Linked DNA regions of Mus musculus: all the other regions are linked to region 2. Evidence: chromatin loops called from intact Hi-C (ENCODE). Cell type or tissue: heart. All regions are shown on one strand.

The links. Peaks named below come from ENCODE experiments on the same cell type or tissue, not always from the same donor. Only the 100,000 strongest peaks of a DNase experiment are listed, where the experiment ranks them.
Region 1: it touches region 2 in a loop (2.6-fold over the local background); 2 of 42 quality-filtered maps call a loop at or near these places.
Region 3: it touches region 2 in a loop (5-fold over the local background); 5 of 42 quality-filtered maps call a loop at or near these places.

The regions. Positions count from the first base shown.
Region 1 is chr8:8,687,351-8,695,350 of GRCm38, forward strand. It overlaps Arglu1 (arginine and glutamate rich 1), which reads right to left and starts at 3,187. Exons shown (of 4, transcript NM_176849.3): 1 at 2,627-3,187. The coding sequence starts at 2,967. It overlaps Mir7654 (microRNA 7654), which reads right to left and starts at 2,812; the gene lies at 2,743-2,812. In heart, no CTCF peak of the experiment used is centred here; DNase peaks (open chromatin) are centred at 2,621 and 3,201; H3K4me3 peaks cover 3,079 bases; H3K27ac peaks cover 2,005 bases.
Region 2 is chr8:8,816,138-8,824,137 of GRCm38, forward strand. No RefSeq gene overlaps it. Among named protein-coding and RNA genes, the nearest start is that of Gm39127, 97 kb to the left of the region's middle. In heart, a CTCF peak has its summit at 3,209; DNase peaks (open chromatin) are centred at 3,244 and 3,584.
Region 3 is chr8:8,733,637-8,741,636 of GRCm38, forward strand. All of the region lies in intron 2 of Gm39127 (a long non-coding RNA gene), which reads left to right. Among named protein-coding and RNA genes, the nearest start is that of Gm39127, 15 kb to the left of the region's middle. In heart, a CTCF peak has its summit at 392 (motif pointing left); DNase peaks (open chromatin) are centred at 365 and 3,875.

The DNA.
Region 1 (8,000 bases), 130 kb before region 2:
TTCAGGTAACACTAAGAATTGAAACTCAGACGTCACTGGCTGGAGGAAGTTACCAGGCCAATGATATGATTTGCTACAGGTTATTCGTTATCTTTTTTCAGCAGTTAGCACAACTTAAAAGAATACATAGGAAATGTTAATATTGGTATAGTACATGGATGGGAGATCACGATACTTGGCTGAGATCCAAGGGCAAGAGGAAGATCTGATTCAATTTTGAGCCATGTGAATTAGCTCCTCAAAAATGTGAATAAGGGGGCTGGAGAGATGGCCCAGAGGTTAAGAGCACTGAGTGCTCTTCCAAAGGTCCTGAGTTCAAATCCCAGTAACCACATGGTGGCTCACAACCATTTGTAAAGAGATCTGAAGCCCTCTTCTGGGATGTCTGAAGACAGCTACAGTGTACTTACATATAATAAATAAATAAATCTTTTTTAAAAAATGTGAAAATGTAAAAGCCCACCTTTTAATTATGTTATTGAATTATTTTAATGAACTAAGATTATAATTACTGGATTTCTTATTGAATTATTCAGCAAGCTGTGCCTGGAAGCATGGTCAGTTATACTCAGTAACACTGACTGACTCACTCTCAGGAAAAGAACTAAGTACTTGATAGCATCTCCAATCTTCACAATAAAATGGGACTCCATTTCACAGACGAACTCAAATGATTTCTTTAAGGCCTTGGAATTATACTAGTCTACTCATCTAACTCCAGACTCCATGAAAACATTCCAGGCACTCACAGACTTTTAGCATCACCATGTCCCACCCTGGACTATTTTTTTTTACTGCAAATATACATTCCCTGATGTTTTTTTCAATCCTTGGAACCAACTGCTCTTCTCTTTATATAGTCCCCATGGCACTCTATCTATTCCCCAGGTTTTATTAACAGAGTAAAGCCCTGTCTGTCACCACCTTAGTTAGCTAAGCTCTTTCTTATATACAGAACCTAGGTGTGTCAAGGGCAGACTCCTGCTTTTCCCTCTCAACTACACTGCCTGACAGTCTGGTCTCATTTAAAGCAACGGAAGGTAGAGAACAGTTGCAGTAATAACACTATAAACCTGACAGCTAACTCCAGTGCTTTGCCTGTATCCCACACCCAACTGTACGAATACAAATACTCAATACTTTTTCAGTCAGTTCCTTTTCCATTCTTCCTTCCACTTTGTTCTCTCAGGGAACCAGGAAGACAGCTTACTCCTTTGGTCCACACACACCCTACAGGCCTGACAGCCTCACCATCGCCTACCCTGCATTCCTGATGAGATACTCCCGCTGAATTTACTATAGTATTACCAGCCATCTGAGCTAGAGCATGTCAGAAGGAGCAAATCGATCATCTTCCTATCAACTGACCCTGGCACTTATTAAAGGTTCAGTAAACTAGCTGAATGAACTAGCCAACCAATATTTGTAAGCAAACTACTTTCCCTCACTCCCAAGGCACCATCTCCATTGTCTTTTCAGTGTATTCTCTGCAAAACATTAGACCACGTTGGAGCAGTGTCTAGTGGATATGGAGAATTTAGTATTAGCATTGGCTGCCAGCCCTGTCCCTTTCCCTTCTCAATGCTAATGGCATAGTTGAACACAGCTCTATCGATGTTTCATTTCATCCTATGCTGTCCACGTGCAATGTGATGACTCCTTTGTTTTCACGTGGAGAACTGTCAACTGTCACACACAACTATGTCTATGTTCTACTAAGCTACAGGCTTGTTCCAGATCCTAACAGGATTCTATGTGGCCAAGGTGTACTGAGAAACAGTACAAGCCAAGACCCCAGTTCCACTACAGTGCTTCGCTGTGTTCAATCCCTTACCTCCCTCCTAGGGGCTTCTGGAAAACCTGCCTACCACAAAAATCTGCCTTCTATTTTTTTGCAGAAAATAGAAACCCCTACACAAGTCATATACACAAACTACCTAGTTCCTGCTTCATAACCACTTATTCAAGTCTTCAGTTAATTACTCCGGAAACGATGGCTGGCTTAACAGGGAACACATATGCTTAGTATTATTGCTCCACGTGGCTGGGGCGGGGGGGGGGAGGGGGGCTGGGCACATCTTTTTTAAAAAAGTACTTCACAACGTTCAAGTTTACTCTGGTTGGGTCATCAACACCTACTTTCACATCGAAAGCCGCCTCACTCAAAACCACGTGATCTTCCCCCAAATTTCAAGTCCAGTCCCCTGATGGGAACCGGTTTTGCCCTAAGTGAAAAATTCGGATAAGAGCGCTCTGAAACTAGAAGCATTTAGGCGGGCAAACAGCAGGGTCAACAGTAGGGTCAAGCATGCTCACTAGAGGGGCTGAGGCCAAGACAAAAAAGAGAGGGGCCGGAGAGGCACCCCGGGTGTCCGCTGCAACTTTGTGCATCTGTCTTTGAACGACCGTATGAAAGGAGGTTCAGAAAGGGCCCACACTCTCAAGCCGGGCGCGCCCCGGGACGGACCCCCGCACAGGTGCCCTGCGCTCCAACGCCTCGGGCCCGGGGATCCGCAGCCCCGCCAACCTCCCGCCTCGCGCCCTCAACTCGGACTTCCGGGCCGGCGCTCCCGCCCCACCCGGCCCCCGTGAGCGCGCCCCGCGCCTCCAGCCGCGCGCCCCTCACATTTTTCGCTGTCGCTCGAACTCCGCCTTCTTCTCCTCCTCCTCGCGCTTCTGCTTCTCGTCCAGGCTGCTGCGCTTGCTCACCGTGCGCCCGAAGATGTCGATGCGGTCGGGCGGGGACGAGGCGCGCTCCCGCTCGCGCCGGGATGCCGCCGCGTTGGTGGAGCGCGAGCGGGAGCGCGACTCCCGCCGCCGGTTCCGTTTGCTCTCCCGGGACTTGGAGCGCTTCCGCACCCGCTCCTTGTCCCGCGAGCGCGAGCGCGAGCGGCTGCGCTTCTTGTTGTGCTTGGAGCTCTTGGTGTGCTTAGAGCGGGACGAGCTCCGGCTCCGCGACCGGCCCATCCTCGCGCCGCGCGGCGCCCGCCGCCTGTCGCCCGCTGCCCGCCGCAGGCCGCCCCCTCGCCGCTGGGAAGCGCGGCCCCCCGCCCGCGGACCCTCCGCCTCGCCCCAAGCGCACCCGCCACGCACACGGCCGCCTCCGCCGCGAAGGCCTAGCAGGCCCGGCCCGGAGTCCCTAAGATGGCAGCTGTGGCAGCACCGGCCGCCCTTCCCACAATGCCCCGCGCCGAGCGTGCCGGCACGAGCCCCGCCCCCTGACGACGTCGCCTAGGAGGGCCGGCGAATGCGGCCGAGCGCGCTCGGCTCTTTCCGCCGCTGCGTGGCAACTAAAGAGAAGAATGCTGGCCAGCCTTCAGGTCTTTAACTTTCACCTCAACAAGACCCACGAAAACCTTAGGAGTTGGAGAATATTTATGATGAGCCTTGGCTGAAAGACAGGATAAGGCCCGAGTAATTGGGAAAGTCCTGTTGTTTCCTTAGCCAGCATTGAGAATGTATCAATTGTGAGTTGGATGTGGTGGTACATGCCCAGAATTTTAGCCCCTAGAAGATGGATCAGAAGGACCAGTTGTCCAAGGTCAGCCTTGGCTATTTAGTAAGTTGGAGGCCAGCTGGGGTTGCACACATACATACATACATACATGCATGCATACATACCAACCAGAACAATTAATAAATTGTTAATAATTTATTGTAAACAAACAATAAATTAGAACAATGCCCAGAGGAGTCCCAAGTTTTCTTAAGAATGTATATGTTAGAGCCAGTTAAATGCTCTTAATAAAGTTTTATTTAAAAGGTTACAGTTTTGTGGATTTTGCCAGCCTGGACTACATAATGAGCTCAAGGCCTAGTCCCAGAGAGCAATAGCTCTCTTTAAAGACATCGAAAAGAAAAATGGGTAGTGGCCTATCTCAATGAGTCTTTTAGTTTTTGAGCTGCTATAGCAAAATACCAATGACTCATTATTTTATACCCAAGAGAAAGTTGTTTCCTACAGTTCTGGAGGCTGAGAACTCTATTAAGTAGTGGATCTGTTTGTGCTAAGGATTCTGTCTGAGCTTCCAGCAGGAGACCTTAGGAGGGGAAAAGAATGCATAAGATAAGGGTTCCCTTGTAAACATCTTAAGAACACTAGGCCAAAAAAACCCCAACCAAACAAAACACACACACACAAAACACACTAGTTGCATTTTTTTTTAAACCAAAGCCCCAGGGCTTACTCTCTTTCCCAAAGGGCCCACCTTTTAATGCTGAAACATTGCATATTAGGTCCAATTCATGAAGTTTAGAGGAAGGGTTCTTCTGGAGGTTCAAAGGCAGTAAGGATTCCACTCTACCTCTCTGTATGTGTGTGTATGTGTAGGTTTTTTTGAGACAGTTTCTCTCTGCAGCCCTGGACAGCTCTGTGGTCTATCATGGAACTAGCTTTGTAGTCCAGTTTGATCTGGAATTCAGAGATCTGCCTGCCTCTGCCTCCCAAATGCTGGGATTAAAGGCGTACACCATCACCATCGTAGCCTCATTCTTTCTTTTTATGTGTGTGTGTGGTGCTGGGGATGTAACCCAAGGTCTTTTTTTTTTTTTTTTTTTTTTTCTGAGACAGGGTTTCTCTGTGTAGCTGTCCTGGAACTCACTTTGTAGATCAGGCTGGCTTCGAACTCAGAAATCCGCCTGCCTCTGCCTTCCAAGTGCTGGGATTAAAGGCATGTGCCACCACTGCCCGGCATAAACCAAGGTCTTGAGCAAGTGCCCTGGCCCGTACCACCTTCTTATGAGAGTTGAGTGTAGTTTCCCTCCAGGCTCCAGAGCACCCTCATCTTCATGACATCTGCAGACATTCCATCCTGTGTTTCAAGATAGACAGGAGTTTGAGGGTAACACCACCATCAGACTTTCAGTACCTTAGCTGGCTGTCAGTCACTTTAGCAATATTCTGTCTTGCTGAGAAATTCCCCTTGAGAGAGGCACAGTCCCCTGATCTGCCTTTCAGCAGTGAACCCATGCCAGGCCCAGCACCTGGAACACAGGGTGAGGGGACATTTGGCTAGCATCATGAATCAGTAAATAAATACAACAATCTTGTCTGGCCTCCATAGTAATGTAAAACAGCTTTCTAGAGAATTTTAAATGACAGGATTTTGCACACCTTCAACCCAGAGTAAGCCACTTTCATCACAGCTCTCTCTGGTCATTGAATCTGGAGAACTCTAACTTCCAAAAACTACCTTTTGTTTCAGTCTGAAACTGTTCTTTTCTGAACAATGCAAACAGCCTTTCCCCTAAAGATAAATGACCAGATATCTAATTCTTCATCTGAAATGGAGGCTGGGAGATCTAATACCATCCCAGGTTAATTTTAAGTGTATTCAGAACAAAAGAAGGCTCTCAGCCCGGCCATGGTACTTTAATCTCAGCACTTGGGAGGCAGAGGCAGGCAGATTTCTGAGTTCAAGGCCAGCTTGGTCTACAAAGTGAGTTCCAGGACAGCCAGGGCTACACAGAGAAACCCTGTCTCGAAAAACCAAACCAACCAACCAAACAAACAAACAAAAAAGAAGGCTCTCCTGTGCTTCAGGAAGAAACTAACAGAATCTTTTACTAAGGGAAAGGCTCTTCTGTGTGCAAAAAGCACACACAAGTATGAGATGCAAGGATCTGGGACCATCCTGTTCAAATGGCAGAGCAAGAGCTGTTGATGGTACCAGGTTGAAAGGCACAGGACTTCCTTCCCAGAAATTTGTTTGAATTGCACAGGATCACAGAACAGTGACAAGGTGGTAACACGGGCTGATCCCTGAGAGCTGGGACCAGTAACCAGTCCAAAGTCAAGGCCAAATCTAGAGCAAATGTAAATGTAAACATCATAAGAGAAGGCTTTTGTGGACCACTGCAGCACAGAGAAGCCCTGGCCAGCTCATCTGTACCGATCAGGTTAGGGAGTTTTTAGAGTTAGGGAAAAGGCGGTCCTTCTCAAGACAGTATTTCTGGAAGCTCTGGTGCAGAGAAGGAGAGCTGAGATAGCACCCAGAAGGTTTGAGTAGGAGGCTGGCCAAGGCCACAGACACCAGGAAGAGAGGCGAACTTAACTAAAAGGTCGACTAGCAAACACATTCTCATTCCTCCCTGAAGACAAAAGAAGTCAGCTCATGAAGGAGGCAAGGAAAAGACCATAAAGGGCCTGTGTGTAGCCACATCACAGAAAGCAAGAGCGCTTCAGAGAACCTAATTTGAAGCACATAAGGAAGGGGGCTGTCTTTGCAAGCAGCCATATCCTGAACGCAAAAGGTAGGACATTTTCTGGACCTTCCCCGTGGTTTGGGGGCACCCGGCTTGGATATAAGTCCACTCTGCCAACAGGAAGGCACTGGAAGGACAGCTGAATAGCGTTCTTTTCCACATTCTCCGACCCTCTCTATAGAGATTTTCCTTCCCTCTGGAGACCTGCTTTCACCATTCCTTGTAAAGTCGCTTCCTTAGTAACTTTCTCCTGTGTTGGTTTACTAATGGTGTCTTTGCTTCTCCAGGGCATTTGGACAATCACCTTGCTGGATGAGAAATTCTTGATTAGGGAGTTTTCCCATTTCAAAACTTTGAATGCCGATGAGTGATCGGCAGTCCCCTGTGTTGCCTTTTCTTCTTGCTCAATGGGCAAAATCATCCCCACCGTCAGGTCCTCCAAGAGTATCTCTTTTTGCTGTTCTGTAGTTTAGAATATGCCCACTGATTCATGTTAGATGAGTGCTTCCCGTGTGCCAGGCGTAGGTCTGACAGGGATTTCCCAGGGAAGGACAGATACGGGGGCTGTCCCTCTTTCAATTCTCAGTCAGAGAGGGGGATATTACTGAAGTGATTGACAGCCAGCTGTGGTTCTAGGGACTCTGATGTGAATACCACCCTCATATTTCTGTTTTTTTTTTTTTTAATTCTTACTCTTCTTTCTAAGACAAAGTCTCACTCTGTAGCCCAGTCAGATCTTGGACTCCCAGAGATTCACCTGCCTCTCCTTAGAATCAGGGTTAAAGGATTCTGCAGTCTGATAAGATAGAGGGGGAGCCTCAATGAAGGGTTTAGAATATGTCTTACTGTTCATGGTTTCCTAGGAAACTAGGTTTGTAGCTGGAAAGGGGGCCTCATGAAAATGATAACTTTACTGGAATTTTTCCCTTTATTTTATTTAGCATGTACACGTGTGTATGCACATGCACACACACACACACACACACACACACACGTGTGCCTGCCATGGTACATGTATGGCAGGCAGTCAGAGGGAACTTGTGGGAGTGCCATTCTTCTTTGGCTGTATGAAGGAGAGCCCAGGTTATAGGGCTGGGGACGAGCACCTTTTGCCCACTGAGCCGTCTTGCTAGCTGGCCCATGTTGGAATTCAGTTTCTCCGCTTCAGCCAGGCTCCTTCCCCCATCTCCATTTGATTTCCTTCCCACCCTGCCTTCCTTCTGGACTCTGTCTTAGTCTCTCTCAGGGTCTAGGTTTTCCTGGAAACTCCTCCTTCCATAGCTCCTGGCCCTGGCATGTCTTTACCTGTAGTCCCATTATTTCGCAGAAGCTCACTGGGGTGATGTGGAAGTGTGTGCTATACTCAGGTTTCCTTGTAGGCATGAGCCTGTGCCCCTGGGCTGTGTCCTTCACAAGTGTCTCTCAGGCTGAGGCAACCATGAGAGGACTTTTCTTCTGTCTTTATAGTGAGAAACCGTAAAAGTCCCAGAAGGAAAAAACAAACAAACAAACAAAAAAAAAACAAGCAAATGTGCGCCACACCAACAGGGCACCCAGGAGTTTTTAACTCAATTTAATCTGTGCCTCGTCTCCAGCAGCCATCAAAGTCTTTCCACCTATCACGGGCTTCAGCCTCAAGCAAAGTAGTCTGCATTCTCTACCTAACCCTCCAACACCCGTGGCTTCAGCCGTCTCAAGGTCCACCGCAGTCTAAGCACATTCTACCGAAAATTCAGAAGCAAATGGGTCTCAGGCTGGAACCAGCACAGTGCTGTGAGGAGCAGGATAAGGTCTTG
Region 2 (8,000 bases):
GTTTTTCTTAATTAAAACAGGTGTGTGTGTGTGTGTGTGTGTGTGTGTGTGTATACATGGAAGTAATTTCCTTTGACCTGTCTCAGTTGCTCTCAAACTTGACTGCACTAATCATGTGCTTTGAATAAACAAGCGACTGAGAAACCCTTCTGTGGTTTGGATCTGATGGGCCTGGCCTGCCTTAGATCCCTGATGACTTTGGTGTTCAGTCAGAGTTGAAGGCCATGGACCAAGACTGTCCAGAAATTAACCGACTGCCTTGTCATTTTCTATTTCCTTCTTAACATATTTCCCAATTGTGCTGGAGAGTTTTAGGGTAACCTAACAGAAGCTGGTACCACCCAACAGGAGGCAAAGTCAATTGAGAAAATCTTCCCATAAGACAGGTTTGTAGGCAAGCCTGTAGGGCATTTTCTTATATGGTAATTGATGTGGGGAAGCCCAGTTCATTGTGGGTGGTTCCTTTCCTGGACTGGTGGTTCTGGGTTCCATAGGAAAGCAGGCTGAGCAGCTCACAAGGAGCAAGCTAGCAAGCAGCATCCTTCCATGGCCTCTGAGACAGCTCCTGTGTCCAGGTTTCTGCCTCCAGGTTTCTGCTCTGTTCCAGAGTTCCAGAGGCAGTCTCTGACTGCCTTTGATGATGGACTGTGCTATGTAAGTGTAAACCAAATAACTCTTTCCTCCCCAAGTTGCTTTTGGGTCAATGGCGTTAGAAACCCTAACTAAGTGTCTTAGTCAGGATTTCTATTCCTGCACAAACATCATTACCAAGTTGGGGAGGAAAGGGTTTATTCAGCTTACACTTCCATACTGCTGTTCATCACCAAAGGAAGTCAGGACTGGAACTCAAGCAGGTCAGAAAGCAGGAGCTGATGCAGAGGCCATGGAGGGATGTGACTTACTGGCTTGCTTCCCCTGGCTTGCTCAGCCTGCTCTCTTATAGAACCCAAGACTACCAGCCCAGAGATGGTCCCACCCACAAGGGGCCTTTCCCCTTTGATCACTAATTGAGAAAATGCCTTACAGCTGGATCTCATGGAGGCATTTCCTCAACTGAAGTTCCTTTCTCTGTGATAACTCCAGCTATGTCAAGTTGACACACACAACCAGCCAGTACACTAAGATACCAATATTCTATCTTTTCACAAAAATCAAATCTGAGCACCTGGGAGTTTGTGTTATGGATTACAAAGCCAGCCAGTTTAAGCCCTGCACTGTCCTCTGTAAACTGTGGTATATTGAGTGAGCCAATGCTCTCTCTTGATGATTTCGTTTTTCTCTGTCATCCATTGTCACTTCTTAGAGCACTGGCCTGGTGTCTTCATTAGAAGTATTGATTTGATTGGTAACTGTAAAGCACAAAACCTAGTATCTAGTACATTATAAGAATGAGAGAAGAATAGATTATTAAAATTCTTCTTCTCTTTGGTTTTATTCCTTTATCAAGATCAGATTAAAGCAATGCATAGTCATTCTCAAGTGCTTACCGGTTTGGACTTCTCACTGCTTTTTTGGGTCTGTGTTTCACAGTTCAGGGATGAAGCTGACATAGAAGGAAGAGTCAGCTCCATCAGGACTCTGAACATGATGGTGGAGAACAGTTTCCCTAGCTCTGCATTCCACTGACATTTCCTATTTCTAATCTCAGGGCCCCAGTAAACGTTGTCTTCTGATGCTATCCCCTGGCTTTCGACACCCACGCAAAGTGGTCCTGAGGCACACCTAGCCAAGTTTTTGAAGTCAGCATGACTTGATCTTTAGTAGCCCACGCTCATATGGTCACTTTTCCAGATCCCAAAAATCAAAAACATGACACTGTAGACTGCTTCCCAAATATGTGTTATCTGCAAGTTCAATGTACATCTCCAAACTTCCAAAGGGCTGAGTAGTATCTCAGGCATGAAAAGGTATGCAAAATACGCCTTGGTCATTACTGCAGAGGTCACCTAATGGTACTGAGAGGAGGTTCGTTTACAGGGTTCAGACTGAGCCCTAGCAGCAGCGCAGAAAGCACCCCTGGACAGATGGGGGTTCTCTTCCTGGTAACCACCTGCTGTGTACACAACCCCCTTCTCTTCCCATTCTCCAACAGGCTGCGTGTCACCTTCAGTGGATGGTTTCAAGGAGTAAAGCTTATGGCGATGTAAGTGATTTCAGCTGAACTGCAGCAAAAACAACAGTAAAACTTTTATGAATTCACTTCAGACAGGAGTCGAGACGTCTTGTTTGCCTTTATCTACTTTTGATCAACTCTTTTGAGTCATATAGAGCTTGCTTTCAGGGACGATAGCATCAGTCAACACAGGACAGACAGCAGGGCATGCTGGCAGCTATGAGGACGCTGGGACATCAAGAGTTTGAGTTGGGGCTGGAGAGATGGCTCAGTGGTTAAGAGCACTGACTGCTCTTCCAGAGTTCAATTCCCAGCAACTACATGGTAGCTCACAACAATAGGATCTGATGCCCTCTTCTGGTGTGTCTGAAGACAGCTATGGTGTACTTGTATAAATAATAAATAAATATTTTTTTAAAAAAGAGTTTCAGTTGGTGTGTCTGTACCACCTTCATTTCTGGGGCCTCTGTGTCCCAAAGTGCTTTAATCGTGAGTAAATAGTTCTCTCCAAAGGAGACTTGGTCCAGTTTCTTGGGGCTGTGGCCATCTAGATCTTGATACATCATTGTTGTTGTCTGGGACATCTTCTGGGACAAGAATGCTTTCAGTATGCATCTTGGAATACTATCCACACTGCATGTTTTTTTTTAAACTGTTGTAAATATTTGTTATTAAGGGCAGAACTGTTATAGTCAAAAGTGTTCATATTTGCAAAGGCATTGAAAGAATCTTACAGTAGAAGGCACATCCACTGTTGCGTTAAGAGCTTGTTCTAGAAGAATCTTTTACTGAGTGGATGAAAGGCCCTTTAAAATACCAAGCAACAGTAACTTCATCAAGCACGTTGTTGAACCACACAGTCTGCCTTCCATTTAAATGAGGGGACCGGACTCCACTCATTCAGCATAGCGTTGAGTCAGGCTTCTTCTAGTCATATGTAACTACTGCGCAGGGTGGCCATCCAAGTATCCTTTGGTGAAACAAGAGCATGCTGATTAAATTTCCGCTCATGCAGCTTCGGTCCATCTTCAAGCTACTCCCAAGGAGCAGTCCAAGCCTTAGGAAACCCCTTCTGTCTGAAGTCTCCTTCTCAGGGAGAAACGCCAGGGGAGGGGTGGGAATGGGACAATTATTTTCATAAACTGCTATGCTTCAGGAAGCTGCCTGTTACAGCGAGTCACGTTTCGCTTGTTTACTGGCAGGGGACATTTCTGTTGCGTAGTTCTTTTGTTCTCTCCAAGTGTAATCTCTGTCACACATGGAGTTCAGACAATGTAGATGACCCTGTCTTCCATGCACACAGTTCTCTGTCAAGATATTGTTGTCCTTCCCTGGGCCCAAGTCCCATTTTAGTGCAAAAGAGAAAAAAAAAAAAAAAAGAAAGAAAGGAAAGAAACAATGGAGATAAATTTAGACACTGATGGGAAAAGTCAAACTGCTCACTGTCCACCCTTTGAAGCCACGCCCAACAGACCATTTCCTCTGACCTTCCCAGGGATCCCCAGCCACACAGAGTAGCTCTTATGAGCCAAGGTAGACAGATGATTAACTTAGGACTCACGCCTTCCATGGTAAGTTCATGCCCCAGGCATCCTTTCTCTAAAACAACAAAACAAAAACACTAACACACAGACACACACACATACACACTCACTCACATGCACACACATACACATGTATATACCAGCACACACACATGTGCACACACATGCCCATATGTATACCTATACACATGAACACCCCCTGCATACACACATATGCCTTTATGCACACATATACCCATATATACACCAGCACACATATATGCACACATACACCACACATGCCCATATGTACATCTACACACATACATATACACACACATACCACAAACACACAAATGCTCATATGCACACACATGCACATGTATACACCAGCACACACACATATACATGCTCATATGTACACATACACACATACACACACACTCCCACATGCACACACATACTCATGTATATGCCAGTACACATATATGCACACACACTCCACATATGCCCATATGTACAGCTACACATACATGCATGCATACATACATACATACATACATACATGCAGAGCAATACAGTTGCACCTAGCCTAAATCTCCCTGGACTTGATCCTCATCAATTGCTTTCCCTTGCAGTAGAACATCCCAAGCCTTTTTGACTTCATTATTCTGGGTCCCCCAATGGTCTGAAAAGAGTTCTTTATCAAGCTTGTCCTTCAGGCATTCTCATTCAGAGCCAACAGCTTCCTCCAACACCACCCCATATATGTGTGCACTCTCTGCTCCCCCTAATTCTAGACAATGTAAATTGACCCAGCAGTGTGGAGAGACATTTATCAGCATCTAAGGTGGGTGACAGATTCTGAAAGTATCTAAACGGTGCTCTATTTGTGTCAGGATCTGTGTGTGTCTGCTGCAGTGGCCCAGATAATAAGTGCAATCTCTTCATGGGCTGTCCTGTTAATGAACTGTGAAACTAGATGGATACAATCCGAAACACATAGCACTATGTCACCAGGAAATAATGCAGGCTCGAGGTCCTCTACAGCGGCCCTGGCAGGTCTCCTGGTTTGTCATCACTGTCACCTGACTTCCAGTGTCTTCAAGTGATTATAAACATACTGAGTAGGAGTTATATCTTATAAATATAGGATATTAGCATAAGTACATTTCATCGCCAGTTTTCCCATGCAAATGTAAGGAACTCATGACATTTCTGTGTGTGCGCATCAGTCTTAGTTACTTGGACATGTGTCTGTGCCAATACCCTTTACTTTATCCGGTTAAGTGGGTACAATGACCCGAGGACTGTTTTCTAAGCCTGCAAGCCTTCCCCTTAGCTTCGGTTCCTGATGGGGGAGGATTCCCCACGCAGTATTTCGCTCCTTAAATCTCCCTTTTTCAAACTGAAGAAAGAGAACATGGCACTGCAGAGGCAAGAAATGCAAGCAACACTCAAGAGCACACTATTGAATGTGTAACTGCTGAGACAGGGTGAGAATGAGTAGCCTTGTGACGGCTTGCCCCTTATTCCCAAAGAAAAATGTAGCTGGCTGTTGGCCAACAAGCTCATAGTGACAGTGTATAAAATGGCTTATCAGGGAGACACGGGAACATGAAAAGACCCAGTTGTTTGCATGAAAGTTTTATAATCTCACAAAGTACAAACGGCTTGTAGTTTTTTTTTTAAATTAACAGAACCCCATCAAAATCCTAGACATATTTTGCAATAGAACAGGGTACTTTCACTTGATAGGTATTCCAAATACACACACACACACACACACACACACACACACACACACACACACACAAACCACCAAGACTTTTGACTTCTGAATTCCTTTTCAGTGTGCCCTGTGCACCTTCTTATATTATGTATCATCCTGCCAGGATGGCTCAAAGCTATCTTGATGATGGTGCCCAGCATCTAGAATGTGTCTCTTCATGCTGGCCAACATTCCTCATGTCCAGCCCCAACACCACGTCTTCTTCCTTTCACCTTGTCATTTTTATCTCTTCGGGTTTCTATCGGACCCCTTTAGTTACTGCCATGTGGTTTGCTGCCAGCTGTTTGCAAACTGGGGGTAGTGATGCTACATAAGACCAGATGAACTTGTGCTGTGTGTCTGAATTAGGGGATACGACACAGAGGAGCTTCAATGTAGGTGAGGGGTGTTTGCAACTCAATTTGACCATTAAGGTGTCAGGGAGGCGGTGGCGAACTCATCCTGAACAGGTTATTGTGTGTTCCTTCTGTATGCAGTGTTCTTACTCACTAGGGTGAATGCTGGATGAGCACTCTCCTCATAGTTGTTAGTAACAGCTTATTTGTCTTCCCTTCTTCTTCCTCTTCCTCCTTCCTCCCCCACCCCCTCCCCTTCCCTCCTCCCCCTCCCCTCCCTTCCTTCTTCCTCTTCCTCTTCCTCTTCTTCCTCTCCCTCTCCCTCTCCCTCTCCCTCTCCCTCTCCCTCTCCCTCTCCCTCTCCCTCTCCCTCTCCTTCTCCCTCTCCCTCTCTTCCTCCTCCTTCTTCATTCCTAAATTTCTCTTCTTAGTCACAGGGTGCCACAGTCACCAGAGGAGATGGACCAATGTGAGAGAGTGGACAGGGGATTGTAGGACAGGATTTCTCATGCTGGGCATGGGTAATATCTTAGGCTGCATGCCTCTTGATGGAGGAATGCCCCATGTATTGAAGCATTCTGACCTCTATATTATCCATGCCAGGAAAACGTACAACTCATATACCGCCTTCAGACTTCGGCCAGCCTTCCTCCAGCTTGAGAAGTGCCTAGCTCAGGTCTTGTGGCAGCAACAGTAATGTATTCTCAGTTCCACTCTGCTTCAGAGCTTTAAATCAGACGGCATCTTCATCCTGCACGGGCCTTCCTGAGGACTCCACAAGCATCCTGATGTCACTCAGCTCGCTCACAGGTCACCTCTGTGTGGACAGCAGTCCAGCACCTCCTCCTCGTCCCTGTCTCTCTCTGTATCACATGTTCCCTCCTGAACTGACATTCACACTGCTCAGCTGCTTTGTGCGCGACCTCACTCACTAGAACTTAAAATCCCGTGGAGCCGAGAGTTGGGTTTGCTCGCTGATGTGTTCTATTCAGAAGCTCACATGTCCTGTCTGTGAGTGATGTCAGGGGTCTGCCCCGTTACAGGCAAATCCAGAGCCTAGAACAGTCTGCTGAGGAACGGAGGGTAGGAGGACGTCTCTCACAGCCATGGATAGACTGACCACAAACCCTTTGCTCTTCATTTGTGATTACTGAATACTATGGATTCTTCCTATCATGGAAGAGTTATACAAAAAGGGATAGTTCTAATATGCAAGTTGAATAGGTCCTTGGAAGTTAATTTCCCTTTCCCGTGGAAAAGGACATCGTGAGGCTATTGTTTCCTTCCCCTTCGCTAAGGCGTTTTCAAAATGCCAAGAAAGCGAAGCTAGGAATTCAACCAATGGCTTCATGCCTGCCTCAAAAGCAAGTGGTTGTTTTTTGTTTGTTTGTTTTTTGTTTTTTGTTTTTTTTAATTTAAAATACTTAAAATGCATTTTTCTCTTTTCTTTTTTGTCTTACTGAAATAGTTTCTCGTCAAGAGGGATATAAACTGGGAAGCAAACTAGACTAAAATGTGCCAGAGAGATCCACGATGAGCGGTAATGGCTATGTCCTGTCTGCAGAAGGATTCTGTGTTCACAAACAACTATAGGGCTCCCCAGACATGAGTGCTTGCAGGCAGACGACAATGTGTCTTGTGAACAGGTGTATTCTTGAGGGTCTTGAAGCAGTGATCATCTGTGTGTCGGTCTCATTATGACAAAGGAAATGTGACTTTGTGTTCGGAGTCAGTATCTACAATCCAGACGACCAGGGTTCAAGTACAGTGCCACCATCACTGGCTGGCACCTTGGCGAGCATGCCTCACCATGGCTCAGTCTCAGTTCCCTCATCGGTGAAGAAGCGCAGACACACGTTATGTTACTCATGGAGTTGTTGGGTTTATTACATGAGAAAACTTGTAGGAAGTCAGGGGTGGCTCTGGCTCTCGGAAACCTCTCAGGCCTGCTGGTCTCATGTGAATGCTGTGTTATCACTCTTCCAAAGTAAGGAAACCCTGAGAATACTGGCATAGGAGGTTTCCTGGTTCTGCTGGGCTCAATTCTGGTGCAGTCTAGGCAGGAAAATTGAAAAAACTATGGAAGAACAACTTGTTTTCTCATTTATATAATACTTATTCCAGTCATTTGCACAAATATTTATGGTGGGAATTCAAGAGAAATCATAAAGGAAAAAAAAGAATTATGAATCTTCAACTTGTGTGTGTGTTTGTGCAGAGGAAAAGGGGACCTATGC
Region 3 (8,000 bases), 83 kb before region 2:
ACATACCCAGCTACCTACCTACATAGGTACGTACAGACAGACGAACAGATAGATAGATAAATAGATAGATAGATAGATAGGCAGGCAGGCAGGTGTGCGTGAACACACACACACACACACACACACACACAAACCCCTTCACTCCTAAGAGGCAATGCAGGAGTGGAACATTCCTCTTGCTCATCTCAGAAGAAGGAAGCTTCTCACTATGGCAGGCTTTCACCAGGGTGTGATTTCTTTATCAGACAACCATGTCATTGTTATCTTGAACCCTTTAAAGAGCCCCGATGTCCAGCAAAGCTCACCTGCTGTCCTCACAGGCTTCTACCCTCCCTCTCTCCCCATCTTGCACCTTGGATCACTGATATTAGGCTAAGCTCCCCCTAGTGGTGAACAAGGCAAACCATGCACTGACACCGGGGTCACAAAAGCTGCAGTTCAAATACAACTGAAAAGATACGACTTCAGGTAGAGAAGGAAAGGACTCGTAAGTCAGAGGATGTAAAACTGTTGTGTTAACCACTAGAATGTCAGCCCAGAAACTGCAAGATATGTTCTGTTATTATTCACAAAAATTGATTGATGAAAAAGAAATAAGATAATTTCATTGTATTGGAATTGTGATATAAATGAAGCAGAATGCTATAAAATACATTGGTTGTAGCAATTTGAGTGAAACTCGCGTATTTAACTGGTACATCTGATTGGTAGTTATATCTTGCAAACAGTGGGGTGAGCAGTTGTGAAGCAAAGAGGGCTTGGAAGCTTTTCCTGCAACCAAAGTTTCATGTGATCCTGGGCTGACGTCACATGTTCACGCTGAGAGGCAGATGACCTCAGTCAATTACTTATAAATTCTTTCTCTATAAGCTTAACTCTGAGCCACCGGGGAGAGGTGCGAGCAGTGCTGGGCAGAGCCAGGATAGTGGGGCAGAGTACCAAGGGTCTTGGAGGTGGTCAAGGGTTTGAACAGGGAACTTGTCCCGCTGTTTTTCAGACACAGCTTTTTGAAATTGTATTTTGGGAGTCCGTTGGAAGATTTCTGTCCGAGGAGTGGTGGTAGTTGAGGTCAGGCACCAAAACACACATTCCTTCTGTATTTCCTGTAGCAGATGGGAATATTTTAACTCATCTTGACAACATCATGGACAGGAGTGGGCTTTATGGGAATGCCAAGGCAGAGACACAAAAGCTAGCCCATCTTGCACTGTGACATTCTAAGGCCAGCACAAGTGCACCCTGGCACATGAGTGTATTGGGCATGCATCCAGGTGTTCACATACAGAGAGTGTGTACCGAGGTGAAGCCATGGCCTCCCAGGACAGAGGGATAGATCACCCACACTCGAGCACTCAGCAACATGAACAGACTGCCATTGTTGTATGGCTCAGACGATTCAGGTCCTGTCCTGAATCTTGACTTGGTTGCATAGTTTCATAGTATCTTTCAGAACTCAAAGCTCAATTCTGTGCTAATGAGTTGGCATCGGAATGTCCTCGGTTTCTACTAGTTTGTGTGGTAAAGATGAGAATATTATCTACTGCCAACATGGGTGCTGGTTTCACCCGTTTCTACACAATAAAGAGCAAAGACGGGCAGGTTTTTATAAGAATCTCTTCTCGTGTGGCTTACGATGTGTCTCAAAACCATCACCTGAAACATTTCTGCCGTGGGAGAGAGCACTAAAGAGATCTCAGGCTACACAGCCTTGATTTTTTTTTTTTTGGTCAATATACTGTGCATTAATCTGACAGTGACCAAGGATGATAATAATAATAATAATAATAATAATAATAATAATAAAAAGCACCCAGACTAAAACCTCTTCTCATTCTCATGAATACGCACAGCCCAGGCCTTGGGGTACCTCCCTGATATATTGCTTTTTTCATGCTCAATGTGGTCATTTGGAGAATGTTAGCGTAGACCTCTATGGCTGGAACTGCTGCCTAGAGACAGGAAATGAACCAGTTCTAGGTCGGCCTGTCAACATCAGGCTTCCAACAACCAGCTGAAACCGAGGCTGCTTCTGTTACACGGAGTTCCCAAGAATATTTTTGAAAAAGAAGCAGTTGTCACACAGCAAAAGCCAAATCCTGGGTTGGTTTCCAAGGGCAGTGATACTCTTAAGTGATTCCAGCTCCCAAGCTATTTAAAATCAGCTTAAGCAGACAAAGTACGACTCCAAACCGGTCACCTCTGGTTAGCAGTCCATCTACAATTCCATCCATTTGGAATGAAAGAGGAGACTGATGGCATCTTTGGAAAGATTGTAAGTCTAGTCTGGGGGATGGTCAGCTGTGATCCAGAAAACACTTCTTGCTGGCAGAGCCAGATGGCAGGCAGGCAGGCACTCTGAACTTCGTGTTGGAAGTTGCTTATGGGAAAGCTTGCACTGGATCCTCCAACTGAAATGAATGTTCTGGAAAAGACATCTGCAGAGTGAAGAAGTGGGTTTGGAGTCCAGCTGTCCCCGAGTTTAAGGATGTTTTGAAGAAACGTGAGAGTTGAAAATTGAATCTGAAATCGTAACCCGGGAGAGGCCTTACTGTGCAGCTGCACCTTTAAGGACATGGTAAGATCTGGTCGGCTTGCAGAAGTTTCTGTGGCAAATGCCACTGCATACAAACTCTGTGCACCGGCGTTCATTTGCTCAACCCTCACGGTTGTGCATTTTTGCATGATAGTTTCCCGAGCTTACAGCAAGGGTCAGCTGAGATTTGTCCTGGGGAGAGAGAAGTCAAGGCGCCAGTCGATTGTCTCTGTGAACCGCTCAGAACAATGCGATGCTTCTGGACTGGTCAGTAGAGAACCAGCCCTTCACACTCTGGGTTCATGTTCAGAATTTCACATAGACAGCTTTTCTATCCAGAAGTACTTCACTACTCAGGTAAAACCTGATTATTTGTGAACACTATATTATTGTATAAAAGAGACCTCTGTGCTGACCTACACCAGGGGATAGTGAACCAGTGGCTCCTTCTAAGGTATGTTATATTTGATTAGTTTAATATTCCATAATATTTCATCTGTCCTTCATATTTTTGGTGGCTTATGAAACAATACTCTCTAGATTTCACTGCAAGTGGAAAGTTGGCTTGGAAACTCTCTATCCAATTATTCCCGTATACATTTGAAAACAAATCTTTTTTACTTTTTTGGAAGTTTTTACAGGAGTCGATAAAAATAGGAAACTTCAGGTTTCAGATGTTTTATTGCATTTTTGTGGCATAATAACAGCTTCATTAAAAATAACTCCACAGTACAATGTAGACGTTGTGAGGCGCTTAAACACTCGCGCCACCGGCTTTCTCTGCAAAATGTCGTGTCAGGGAAGCTGTGCTGGTTTGTAGTTTATATTTCATTCTGCTGGTTTTTTGTAAGGTATTGGGTTACCACCCCCTACTGCATGGTCGTACAGGCAGAAGAGGCTGCCAGTTGTATGCTGCGGAGTATGGAGGCTCTGGACACTTCCTAGCTGAGACATCCTTGTACCAAGATGCTGGAGTCAGCTTCCCTCATGGGAAGGGCTAAGCTCACTCTTGGGACAGCTCTTTTCTGTAGTGTCCTGTTTGGTTGCTGGAAGGAAATGTTGTGGGGGTAAGGACGAGCCTTTCTCCTCTGAGTTTGGAAAATGATTTTAAGATGATGAGTGTGTGGGGAGGAGCCAAAAAGGCATCTGATCCATTGGGTTTTTGTTAGTCCACTATCCTTTCCAGCTCCCCCCCCACTCCCCCCGCCCAACTGTGCTCAAATGTCTCTGGCCATGGGAAACTCAGTTTCCAAAGGCAGTACCTTCTGTCTGGACACAGCCTTGGCACTGGAGTTCTTCTTGATGTGGGGCTGAGATCTGGCTTAGCTCAGCTTCCACCCATTGTTCTTAGCTGTGTGCCTGTGGTTCATGAGAGCGCTTTTCCTACTCCACAACAATTCGGCTCACAGAAGGAAGGCAGTAAGACAGAGCAGGAGGGTGAAGCTGGGGAGACAAAGCAAGTCTCTTTGACCCTTGGTCTCCTTTGCTGTGAAATGGTGATTGTGGGCCTGACCTGACCATTCAGGGTTCTGGGGAGTTGGGAAGGTATGGTCAGAGCACAGCCCAGCAAAGTACAGAAAGCCAGCAGCACAGGACCTTCTGCATCTTTACCTATGGTCTGGCTCTGTATACTCATCCATTCTTGTCTGTTGAAGCTTGGGGCTCTCCACTTCTTTCTCTCTCGTTAGCTTTGTCTTACCTCGCACATCTCCTATCTTTTCTTAGAGGTGTTGTCTGCTACAGAATGTGGGAGCTTCTCCCCTAGACCTAACCACTGAACGGAGCTTGGTTCTCTTAAAAAGAAAGCACAAATTGGGGCTGACTTACAAGTTCAGAGGTTTAGTCCATTATCATGATGGGAAGCATGGTGGCGTGCAGGCAGATGAGGCATTGAAAAGGGAGCAGAGAGTTCTACATCTGGACCTGAAGGCAGCAGGAAGAGAGAATCACACTGGGGCTGGCTTGACTATTTGTGAAACCTCGAAACCAGTGACACACTTTCTCGGACAAAGCCACACCTCCCAGTTGTGCCATTCTCTGATAACCAAGGATCCAAATCACTGAGCCTATGGGGGACCATTCCTATTCAAATAATCACATTCCACTCCCTGGCTCTCAAAGGCTTGTAGAAATATCATAATGCAGAAATGCATTTAGTCCAACTTCAAAAGTCCCCATAGTCTATAATAGTCTCAACATTGTTCAAAAGTCCAAAGTTCAAAGTCTTTTCTGAGATTCATGGCAGTCTCTTAACTATAACCATCTGTAAAATCAAAATGAAAAAGCAGATCACATACTTGTAACATACAATGGCGCAGGATATACATGCCAATTCCAAAAGGGAGGGAAAGAAAGATACGAGGAAATACTAGACCAAGGCAAGACTGAAAACCAGCCGGGCAAACTCTAAACTCTGCACCTCCATGTCTGATGTCAAAGTGCTCTTCAGGTTTCCAACTTCTTTCAGCTTTATTGACTGCACCACACTTCTTTCTCCTGGGCTGTTTCCACTCCCTGTTGGCAGATATTCTGAGTCCATATCCCAGGGCTCTGGTGTCTCTAACATTGAGAGGTCTCCACGGCAATGCAGGCTTCTTCTTCACAGCTTCAGGAGAAGGTCTCTCTGGGCTTCCATGAAGGGATATCCCTGCTACGCACCTGGTCTCTGGTTTCCAGAGATTCCATAACCCCTCTCTTGTATCCTTGACTCTAAAGCCAGTACCATGTGGAAAAAGGTCACTTTATTTAAATGCATTTTCACCAGCTTCCTATTTTCAATCGTTTCCTTTACTACCTAAGCTTGGCTGTCCTAGAACTTGATCTGTGGCCCAGGCTGGCCTCAAACTCAGAGATCTGCCTACTCCAGCCTCCATAATGCTGGGGCTAAAGGCGTGCACCACCAAGGTAGTGTATATATATATGTTGGAAGCTTAGCTGTGTGGGGTCTTGCCCTGAGGTCACCACTCCCTTTGTTCCATTTAGCATCAGGCTTTTCTGTAGACTTTCCCCCAGTGTTTCTTTTCTCCTCAAACTGTACACTTTGTTCAGATTGCTCCTTTTCATTGTAGATCTGCATCCATGTCCTACTAATAACCAAGCGACACAGTTAATACTGGGCTGTATGGAAATCTCCTTTGCCAAAGCTGTTAATCTGTAAGTCTTCAATTTATCCTCGGGCAGATATTTTTTGGACAATGACAGAAAGCCGCCATATAAATATCACCAAAATATCACAAGAAAGGTCTCTAGGCCACATATTAATATTCTTCTCCTCTGTTACCTCTTGACTCATGCCCCCTACACTTCAGATCACCCCCAGTACCACTGTCTTACATGCTCCTATGAGTATGATCCATTAAACCCCACTTAAAGCATTCAACTGCTTTCCAAACCCCAAATCCACATTCCTTCAAACAAAAGCATGGTCAGGCCTATCACAGCAATACTCCAGTCCCTAGTACTAACTTCTATGATGTTTAGGGCTTCTGTTACTATGAAGAGACACCATGACTCTTATAAAAGAATTCATTTAATTGAGGTAGCATATAGGTTCATAGGTTTAGTACATTATCATTATAGTGGTAAGCATGGTGGTACAAAGGCAGACATGGCGCTGGAGAAGAACCAAGGGTTCTACATCCAGATCCACAGGCAGCAGGAAGAGAGAGACGCTGAGACCGTTTTGAACATTTGAAACCCAAAACCTGTCCCCCAGAGTCACAGTTCTTCCCACAAGGACACACCTCGTAATAGTGCCCCTCCGTGGTGACCAAGCATTCAAATCTATGAGACTTTGGGGGCCATTCTTATTCAAACCACCATACCTTCTTATAACATTTTGCCCTCCTTTCCTGGGGGCTGTAGAACAGAAAGTGGCAGGAATGAGGGGACAGAGCTTTTTGTCTTCTCAGCAAAATGTTGGGGGATTTTTAAAATAACTTTACAAGGGTCTGAGATCCTTTTAGTTTCTCTTATTTTATTCTCTGTAGTAACAAGAGTGAGCCCAGTGCACATGTTTTAGGCAAGTGCTCTACCGCGGAGCCATGTCCCCAGATCCCCCTTCCCTTGTGATTTTGGGACAGTCTTTTTAAGTTGCCTGTGCTCCCTTTGAACTCCTGTGCAAACCAGACAGGACTTGAACATGTGATTTCCCTGCCTCAGCCTTCTAAGTAACTGAGACGACAGATCTGCACAGATCATGCATGGTCACTTAAAACAACTATGTGAGTTACAGTCCTAGTCATGGGTCTCCAGAAAAAGACAGCCAATAGGAGATCCATCTATGTTTTCAAGCATGTGAAGGAGGACAGGATGGAGCACTGATTGGTTCATGTGATTATGGAGACAGAGACATCCCCTGCCCACCAAGTTCAACCTGAGGAACAATGAAAGCTGTGTGACCCATGTCATACCTGGAAGCTTGATAACAAGGTGGGAGAGTGTTGACCCTAGGTCCAAGTGGGGCACTCGATGAGATGCCTCACCTCGAAGTTCAAGGGAGACTGACTAAAGGGCTGTCTCGCTTTCCTCTGCCTCTGCTCTCTCCAGGTCCTCCAACAATCAGACGATGCCCATACACATGCATTAGTGCCCCTTGCATTACTGAGCCCTCATGCTCAAATGTCAGCCTACTCTGGAAATGGCGTAGCCATACCCAGGAAGTGCAATCTGGGTACCCTATAACCAGTCGAACCCCAGGGAGAATCAATGGCCGCAGTTATTTTTGTGAGTTTTGTAATTTCATTGTGAGTCCCGTTCGGGCAGCATAGAAGTCCGGAGTGGGAGAGACACTCTAGCCTCAAGGCTGCTGGGGCCCACCCTCTTCAGGAAAAGTGAAAGCTTTTGCAGGGAGCTGTCAATGTTCCCTCTGCAGGGAGCGGTTAGTGCTCCTTCTTGGCTCATTTTTGCTATGTTTACTCTCAGTGTTGTGCAGGGTACAGTGAAAGGCAGATGTTAATCTTCAAACACAAAGGCCGTCTTAAAGCAGGTCACAACTGCCTTACATAGCTGGTCCCTAAAGGGTTTTCTCCCTGCATAGATCTCACTGTTCATATTCAGTTATCCTGAACATTCCTCAAGAGAGCATGTATGTGGATTCCCAACACCCAGCAGGGTGGTTCACAAGACAAACAGAATCGCCAATCCTTTGTTGAGCCTTTTGGGTTTTTTTTTTTTAAGCTTTACTATTTTCCCCTTAATTTATTTATTTAACTTACATCCTTATTGCAGCCCCTCTTCCTCTCCTCTCAGTTCCACCCTCCCCCATTACCCCCTCCTCTTCTCCTCTGAGAAGGGAAGACGCCCCCCCCCCATGGGTAACAACCCACCTTGGCCACCCTGGCAAATCCGGTCTCAGCAGGATTAGGCACATCTCCCATTGAGGCCAGACAAGGTAGCCTAGTTAGGGGAAGGGGATAGTTCAATGGCAGACAACAGAGCCAGAGGGAGCATCCTGCTCCATTTGCTA